2 separate regions of the Homo sapiens genome follow, and region 1 is linked to region 2. A link is an interaction called in ENCODE POLR2A ChIA-PET data of the cell type or tissue named here. Cell type or tissue: Panc1. All regions are shown on one strand. Links, peaks and the distances in the headings refer to the core of each region. The heading gives the core; the rest is flanking DNA.

Evidence for each region. Peaks named below come from ENCODE experiments on the same cell type or tissue, not always from the same donor. Only the 100,000 strongest peaks of a DNase experiment are listed, where the experiment ranks them.
Region 1: POLR2A ChIA-PET joins it to region 2 with 6 read pairs; 1 of 35 experiments calls an interaction of 5 or more read pairs at or near these places.

The regions. Positions count from the first base shown.
Region 1 is chr11:102,408,667-102,413,068 of GRCh38, forward strand. All of the region lies in intron 2 of TMEM123 (transmembrane protein 123), which reads right to left. Among named protein-coding and RNA genes, the nearest start is that of TMEM123, 42 kb to the right of the region's middle. In Panc1, for the core only: no CTCF peak of the experiment used is centred there; no DNase peak of the experiment used is centred there; H3K27ac peaks cover 2,663 bases.
Region 2 is chr11:102,523,202-102,527,603 of GRCh38, forward strand. MMP7 (matrix metallopeptidase 7) reads right to left here. Exons shown (of 6, transcript NM_002423.5): 3 at 4,323-4,402; 4 at 1,735-1,863; 5 at 39-200. Among named protein-coding and RNA genes, the nearest start is that of MMP7, 5.3 kb to the right of the region's middle. In Panc1, for the core only: no CTCF peak of the experiment used is centred there; no DNase peak of the experiment used is centred there; H3K27ac peaks cover 1,755 bases.

The DNA of each region.
Region 1 (4,402 bases), core at 169-4,168, 110 kb before region 2:
TACAGAGCTGCACTGTACAATTCCCTATGGGAGGCTGAGGAGTAGGCACTGTGAGATATCCGAGCTCCCATGGTTACCGTAACTACCATCCGAGTAACATCTTATGGAAGAACACACTACTGGGATATTTTTGATTTATCAATGCAAACACCCAAAAAGAAGAAAGTGAGGCCCAGACCTTTTTCTGTTAATACCAGACAGCCACCATATTGCAACAAGGCCAAGGACACTGTGAAGCAGTCCATTTTTCTAGTTTCAAGTAAAAGTACTCCTCAAAGTCTGGATTCATTCCGACTATCTCTGCTGTGTTGAAATAACTTAACCTTATTCCTATAACCTTGAGTCCAAAAATATTTATTAAATATTTAATAATATTATTCTCCTTTAACCTAAATATCTCAAAGTTAAGGATGACAATTTGTTTTCATCAGGGCATCAAATACACACTTAAACCAGAGTTGAAAATACACATCCAATTTTTAAAAATCTCAGTTATTTTTAAATGGGACAGTAGCAGCTTTTCATTTCCTAGTATAGTTGTCAAAAGTACTAAGCTATTCAAGACATAAACCATAAATTTCTGGTGCCATAGTTATTTTGAGGGGTCTGTGATTCTAAGAATGGTCTGCAGCTTGAGTAAATTTAAGAACTCTTATATGGGGTTCTGGGAATTTTTTAAAACATGAAAACCTTGAGAATCTCTTTCCTATAGAATTTACAACCTTACCCCATCAACTAAATATCAGTGTAATTCCAGAAACATTCATTGCTTAGAAAGCAAAGAGGCCTTTCCTCATTGCACGGAGTCAACAGATTCATTCTAAACATTCTTCTGAATTCAAATTACCTGGAGATCAAAAATCCACACTATTGAAAATCTAGATTAAAAAAAAAAAGATCTTTTAAAAAACCTAGACAGGCCGGGTGTGGTGGCTCATACCTGTAATCCCAGCACTTTGGGAGGCCCAGGCGGGCAGGCGGGCAGATCACCCGAGTCAGGAATTCGAGACCAGCCTGGCCAACATGGTGAAACCTTGTCTCTACTCAAAATATAAAAATTAGCTGGGCATGGTGGCGGGCGTCTGTAATCCGGGAGGCTGAGGCAGGAGAATTGCTTGAACCTGGGAGGCAGAGGTTGCAGTGAGCCGAGATCACGCTACTGCTCCCCAGCCTGGGTGACAGAGCAAGACTCCGTCACAAACAAACAAACAAACTAGATAAATCTAGATTCAAAAAAAAAAAAAATCTAAGAGAAAACTGAGCTTAAAAAAAGTCACATCATGATAAAGAACTGTACATTTTCTGAAAATGTTTTATAAATTCCTGAATTTTTAAACTCAAAAACTAAAATTTAAAAAGGGAAAAACAATTGTATATGATCACAGAAAAGTAACAACTAGGGATTCCAATAAGTTACAGTATATCTGCAGTAAATTTACTACCACATTTTAGTTAAACTATCATTCATTCCACTAATATCTATGAACATAAATAGGATGTTTGTTTCCTCTGGCAATAAATGAAAGAGGCACTTCCAGTTAAAGTGATAATGACCTGTCTTAAGGACGATGAGAACTAACAACCGAGACATAGTTCAGGTCTGTGTAAGGAAACATAGCCTGAAAGGTGATCCTGTTCATTCCCAGAACTGGAATTGAACTGCAAAGAAGCTGAGCAGAGAGGGTGAGAAAAGCAGCCTGGCTTCCTAGGGGATGAGACTACCAGATGGGCAAAGTTGACGGGGCACTGTAGACAGTGTCCAGGCTTCCTTACGCTTTTCCCATAGGTCTTGCCCATTCCATTCCGTTTCCACAGACTCAATCCACAATAACCCCTGTTAGTTACAAAAAAAAAAAAAAAGCATGAATCACAGCCACAAGAGCATCAGGCTAGACTGATATTTTCCCTCTGTTCCTGCTCAAAACTCCCCAAGCCTCTCATCCTGGCATCCTTGCTCTCCAGGGAGCAGAATTCACTCTGCTATTCCTCCTTATCACACCCCTGTTAGGCTGACAGCTTGCTCCTCCCTCATGTCTTTCCATAGGCTGGTTTAGTACCTTCTCTGTACCGAGAACTATGCTAGGAGGCTCTGCACACACAGAAGAGACGTGATCCTTATCAGCATGGAGGGTGGTCTAGTAAGGACAAGAAGGAAACAACACAGTTACAATATGTATGCCAGGGGCCAGTTTGATTTTCACCTCCTCCTCAGGCAATTTCCTTTCTATCGAACACCTACTGTTCATTTTTCTGAACTTTTATTATTATTTTAAAAATTAATGTATCTTGTGTGTTACAATACAAAATATATTTGGTCTTTGTCCCTGGTTCCTGGCACAGAGTTTCTAAAATCCCTTGGGATTTTCCTGAATGATGGGAGCGTCTTTGGTTATTCATGAGGACCCCCCCTTTTGCTCAAACCTGAGTTTTTGGCTAATCAACTGCCATAGCATAGGGCCCACAGATAGCCTCAGGATGGGCTCCTCACCAGAAATACCAGGTGATTAGCGGGTTGGAAGTTTCAGCCCCATCCATCAACCTTTGGGAAAGCTAGAAATTAAGCTCTATAAAAACTCCTGTACTGAGATCTGAGGGGCTTCTGAGTTGGTGAACACATGGAGGTGCTGAGACGGCGGTGTTCCCAGAGAGCGTATCGAAGCTCTGCGCACCATTCCTCCACACCCAGACCTTACCCTAACCATCTCTTCCATTTGGCTGCTCCTGAGTTATATCCTCTATAATAAACCAATAAATGTAAATAAAGTGTTTCCTTGAGTTCTGGGAGCCATTCTAGCAAATTATCTAACCCAAGGAGGGGGTTATGGGAAAGCCTGATTTATAGTTAATTAGGAGTACAAGAGCTGAACGTGCAATTAGCATCTAAACTGAGGGCAGTCTTGTGGGCTGAGACCTTAACTGGTGGGATCTGACACTAAATCCAGATAGGTAGTAGATAGAGTCAGAACTGAATTGGATTGTAGGACACTCAGCTGATGTCTGAGAACTGGCAGAGGTGGGAAAAAAAAAAAACACACATCTGGTGTCGGAAGTGCCGTATGATTATAGAGAAACAGTATTTTCCCAGGTCTTGTTTATCTTTTCAAATGAATTAATTGTAAGAACGATGTCTTATATTTTCATTTCATTCTATCAAAGTGTCAGACACAGTTCTGGGAAAACGTGTGCAAGTGCCTAGCACAGTCTGGAGCATATACAGTTGGGGGGCACCCAAGGTATGTCTGAACTCTTCACCATTACAGACAAGGCCCCAGTTGCCCTCTGCTGCCTACCCTTCTGCCCCAGGAGGAAGATCTATCTACCACCTATCCCCTAGCAGGCAGTTCATTTTTATTTCTGTTGCTTTGTTATGTTACTTCAGGTGCCTGGGCTGCTTCCCACCCATTCTCAGCTCTGCGAAATTCTACTCATGTTCAAGAACCAGTCTATACATCATATTAAAGGTATATTAAAAGCAAATAGAGGCCAGGCACGGTGGCTCATGCCTGTAATCCCAGCACTTTGGGAGGCCCAAGGGAGGCGAATCATCTGAGGTCAAGAGTTCAAGACCAGCCTGACCCAACATGGTGAAACCCTGTCTCTACTAAAAATACAAAATTAGGGCATGGTGGCGCATGCCTGTAATCCCAGCTACTCAGGAAGCTGAGGCAGGAGAATCACTTGAACCCAGGAGGCGGAGGTTGCAGTGAGCCGAGATCGTACCATTGCACTCCAGCCTGGGCAACAGTGCAAAACTCCATTTCAAAAACAAAAGCAAACAGAATCAACAGGCCATTTAAAAGACAGAGATTATGAGACTGGATTTAACTGTTTATAAGTAATACAACTTAAATATAAGATATAGAAATGCTAAAAAGTATTGAAAGTAAGAGTAAAGAAAAGAAATTTTACAATACAACTACTGGCCAGAAAAAAAAGATAACAACTCTATTAATATCATATGCAAGTCTTTAAGGTGAAAAGTATCACTAGAAATTTTTTAAAAAGAAAAGACATCTCATAAATGGATTAATCTAACAGGAAAATATATTTCATATACAAGATGAGAAATATATAAAACAAAATACGATAGACCTGATGGAGAAAAGTAGATACTTTTTATAGAGTTGGACTTTTGTCAACATCTCTAAGCAAAAGAACAGACCCCAAGAAATTCATAAGGAAATGACAGGTTCTCAACAATGTTAACAAATCTGACTTCTTCACATACCTTCAATGTACCTAAAAACTACAGAAATCTTCACACGCTAATTCCCAAAGGATGAGAAAATAAGTAACATATTTCTCAATTATTGATAAAGTAAAAAAATTAATTTAAAAATATTTTGATAAGGAACCTATGACCTAAAAACTTGTGGGATGCAACTCAAGTTATGCTTAGAGA
Region 2 (4,402 bases), core at 260-4,259:
AAATGGGAAATCCTCTTATTTGAAATAATAAATATTACCATATAGTTTCTGAATGCCTTTAATATCATCCTGGGAAAGTTTAAAATTTTGGGGATCTCCATTTCCATAGGTTGGATACATCACTGCATTAGGATCAGAGGAATGTCCCATACCCAAAGAATGGCCAAGTTCATGAGTTGCAGCATACAGGAAGTTAATCCCTACAACCGAAGAAGTGACAAACAGTAATGATAAAAATAGCTACATACATTATGTAATATTATATATATGATATCATAATTTAAAAAAACTAAAGAAAAATACCCAAGTTTTAGCCCACGGTAGCTTACTTATTTGTTTCTAGGCTTTCAAAAGTGGAGAGGGGTTAGAAGGTTAATCAGAATAGGAGTGCTTTAATCTCATCACTACTTCTGCTTATTAAAAATGTGTAATTTTTTTTATTTGCTTCTTTCATTCAGGCAGCAATACTCTGCAGTGGAAAGCAAAGGTTTTAAAAGCACTAAGACCTAGGTTTGAAATGTAGCTCCACTACTTACTAGCTGGACAACTCTGGACAGATTAATTGATGTTGCTGAGTCTCAGTTTCTCATCTGTTAAACAGAGACAGTAATTTCTGCCCTCTAGATTTGTCATGATAGCTAGAGTTTCTCAATATTTGGGAAGTCACGGCCATTCAATAAATGTTAGTGACTTTGGATATCAGAAGAGAGAATGGTGGCTTTGAGAAAGCGAAGATTGAAAGGCAGGGTCTCTAGGCAATGCTGGGCTTTGTTTTTGATTTTGATTCATTAACTTGTATTACATATATCCTTTGTTCTCCCTCATACTCATTGAAAGGCTTTGCAAGTATGTGGAAGGTGTGAGCCCGTGCGTTTGAGGAGTGGCCTGAGCTCTGGTGGCGTTGCATTGAATTGAAGGAAGCTGCCTTTAACCTACCTTAAGTGGGAAGAAAGAAGAATGAAAAGAATATGCCAGATGCAAATGGGAGGCAGCATCACAATTTAACATAGATTTTCACAGCAAGACAGCAAGCTATGGTGAATTCCTTTTGCCAAACACAAGTACAAATTTCCCTTTTAGGGCCAGTTGGTAGCCTTAAAAAAATTGTCTCTAATTGGGATTATTTATGCCAGAGCTCTTCTCCATTAGTTCTCTCATGTGCCTATAATATCCTACTATGTAAAATGATAAATATGATATACTAAATCATGGAGTTGGTTCTTTCTGGAAAATAGTGAATAATTCCAGAATTGCATATACTTCTCAAATATCATAGTTTCTACTTCTCTTTCTTTTCCATTTGGGGCATGTATTTTTTGGAAATATGAAGAAAGAGCTATAATTTAATTAATTATTAATACATTCCAAGCACTGTATAAGCATTATCTCATTTAATTTAAAGACTCCTTGATGTGGGAACTATTTATATTTCCATTCCACAGAGGAGGAAACTGAGGCTCAGAGAAATTCAATAACTTGCCCAATGACACAGAGTAATTGGTAGACGTACAGCAAATTGGATCAGTGGTGCTTGACTCCATAGCCTGAGTGTCCATCTTCTGTGTGTAGCATTATGAGTATATTACATGAAATAATGCATTTCAGGCATATAGTACAGTGTTTGGCACTTAGCAAGGGCTCAATACTTATTATAAATTAATATAATTATTTAACTTAGTGTAAGTCCAGGATTTTAAAACGGATGTGGAGTAGAAGAGACATGAGATGCTATACCTAGACTGCTACCATCCGTCCAGCGTTCATCCTCATCGAAGTGAGCATCTCCTCCGAGACCTGTCCCAGGCGCAAAGGCATGAGCCAGCGTGTTTCCTGGCCCATCAAATGGGTAGGAGTCCCCATGAGCTGAAAGAAAATGGAGTGATTGTTCTTAGTGACTGATTTTTTTTTTCTCCAGTCATTTTATTTTTCAGTTTATACGATTATTGAGGCTAGAAAAAGCAGCCCAGTCCAGGCCAGGCATGGTGGCTCACTTTGCGAGGCCGAGGTGGGCGGATCACCTGAGGTCAGGAGTTTGAGACCTGTCTGGCTAACATGGTGAAACCCCGTCTCTACTAAAAATACAAAAATTTGGACATGGTGGCACATGCCACCAAGTAGTAATCCCAGCTACTTGGGAGGCTGAGGCTGGAGAATTGCTTGAACTCAGGAGGCGGAAGTTGCAGTGAGCTGAGATCGCGCCACTGCACTCCAGCCTGGGTGACAACAGTGAAACTCCATCTCAAAAAATAAATTAAAAAAAAAAAAAAGGCAGCCCAGTGCAAGTAGCTGACATTGTTATGTGCTGTCGGTTGCACTCACAGGGTAGTTTGGGTGCTTTCTTGGCCCAGACACTTTTCCTTTCACAGAACCATTGCTCATCACTGATAATCACCATATATTGAAAGCTTACTGGATACAGGACTTAAAATGCAGTTATATCTAACTTAAGGTTGCATTTAAGCTTTTGTTAAATTTGACCACTTTGCTCGGCCAAAGGGTGGTGGGAGGGAGAATGAATATGAATACCACATTTGGCAAGTAATTTGTGCACCATTTCATAGGTTTTTTTTTTTTTTTTTCTTAAAAACCTAGCTTATTCTTCGTGGGCATAGTAAATAGTCTCTTAGAGAGCCATGCTCAAGATCTCTTAAAATGGCTTTTTATAGTCCTTTAATGTGTGATGCAGAGCTGGTTATCTTCGAGGTGATATGAGGCCAGTCCAGTTTATCTAGCTCTTAAAAAACTTGTAGTGCCATGATTAGTGCTTTCCCATAACATTTTCTTCGGTGTTGTCAATATTGTGGGTTGAAGTTCAAATTTCAGCTACAGTAGCCGGACCATTCCACATAGAACAGACTGAAATGGGCAACATTTTTCTCTAAATTTGCACCATGAAACACTAGCAATTAAGAACAATTTATGTATATGGGTTTTATATATACATATATACACACACACACATATATAACACATATACTAAAAAAATGGGTTTTACATATAGAAAAACCCACGTAAAAAAAAAAAATATATATATATATATTTTTTTTTTTTCTTTTGAGACATAGTCTTGCTCTGTTGCCCAGGCTGGAATACAGTGGTGTGACCTTGGCTCATTGCAACCTCTGCCTCCCAGGTTCAAGCGATTCTCATGCTTCAGCCTCCCAAGCAGCTGGAATTACAGGCATGCGTCACCATGCTCAGCTAATTTTTGTTTTAGTAGAGATGGGGTTTCACCCTATTGGCCAGGCTGGTCTTGAACTCCTGACCGCAGATGATCCACCTGCCTTGGCCTCCCGAAGTGCTGGGATTACAGGCGTGAGCCACCACACCCTGCTGTGTTATATATTTTTAAGTTCTTTAATATGAAAGTTTCCATTTCCTACTTCCTTGCCACATGAAAGGCATTAGCAACAGGTCATATACCACTTCTCAGGGGACTCTTGAGGCCTTTGGAAGCTGCGACTCTTTCTGTTGATTTAATATCGATGTTAGGTAGATATATTGTAAACATATAGTCATGTGCTACATAATGATCTTTCAGTAAACAGATCACATATACAATGGTCCTATAAGATTATAATGGAGCTGAAAAATTCCTATAGCCTAGTGATATAGTAGTTGTGATAATGTCATAGCTCAATACATTACCTTTTCAATGTTTAAATACGTTTAGACACACAAATACTTGCCACTGTGTTACAGTTGCCTACCGTATTCAGTATAGTAACATGCTGTATAGATTTACAGCCTAGGAGCAATAGGCTATACTATGTAGCCTAGGTGGATAGTGGGCTGTATCACCTGGGTTTGTGTAAGTGTATTCTATGATGTTAGCACAGTGACAAGATTGCCAAAGTTCTCATTCTCAGAGTGTATTCCCATTGTTAAGCAGTGCATGACTGTATATATAAATAATAATTCACGTTACAAAACAGGGGTTGGCAAACTTTTTCTGTAAAGGGTCAGATAACAAGTGTTTAAGCTTTGTGATCTCTGTCACAGTTGCAGCCTGAGCCCAAACAGTCATAGGTAATAGGGAAATGAAGGAGCCTGACTGTGTTCCAGTAAAACTTTATTTACAAAAACAGAAGGTGGGCTGGATTTGGCTCATGCATCATAGTTTGCCAACTGCTGCTATAAAAAGTGGCTCTATATTACCAGATTATAAAAATTATAATAATATTGCTAAATCTATCTATTAACTATCTATCTACCAATCATATCTCATTAAAGGATTTTAATCTTCATAAGAAAAGAGCACTGATATAAACCATGAACAAACAAAACAGGACACAGGATTAGCCTACAGGAATCTTTCTTACCTCCTCGCGCAAAGCCAATCATGATGTCAGCAGTTCCCCATACAACTTTCCTGAAATGCAGGGGGATCTCTTTGCCCCAC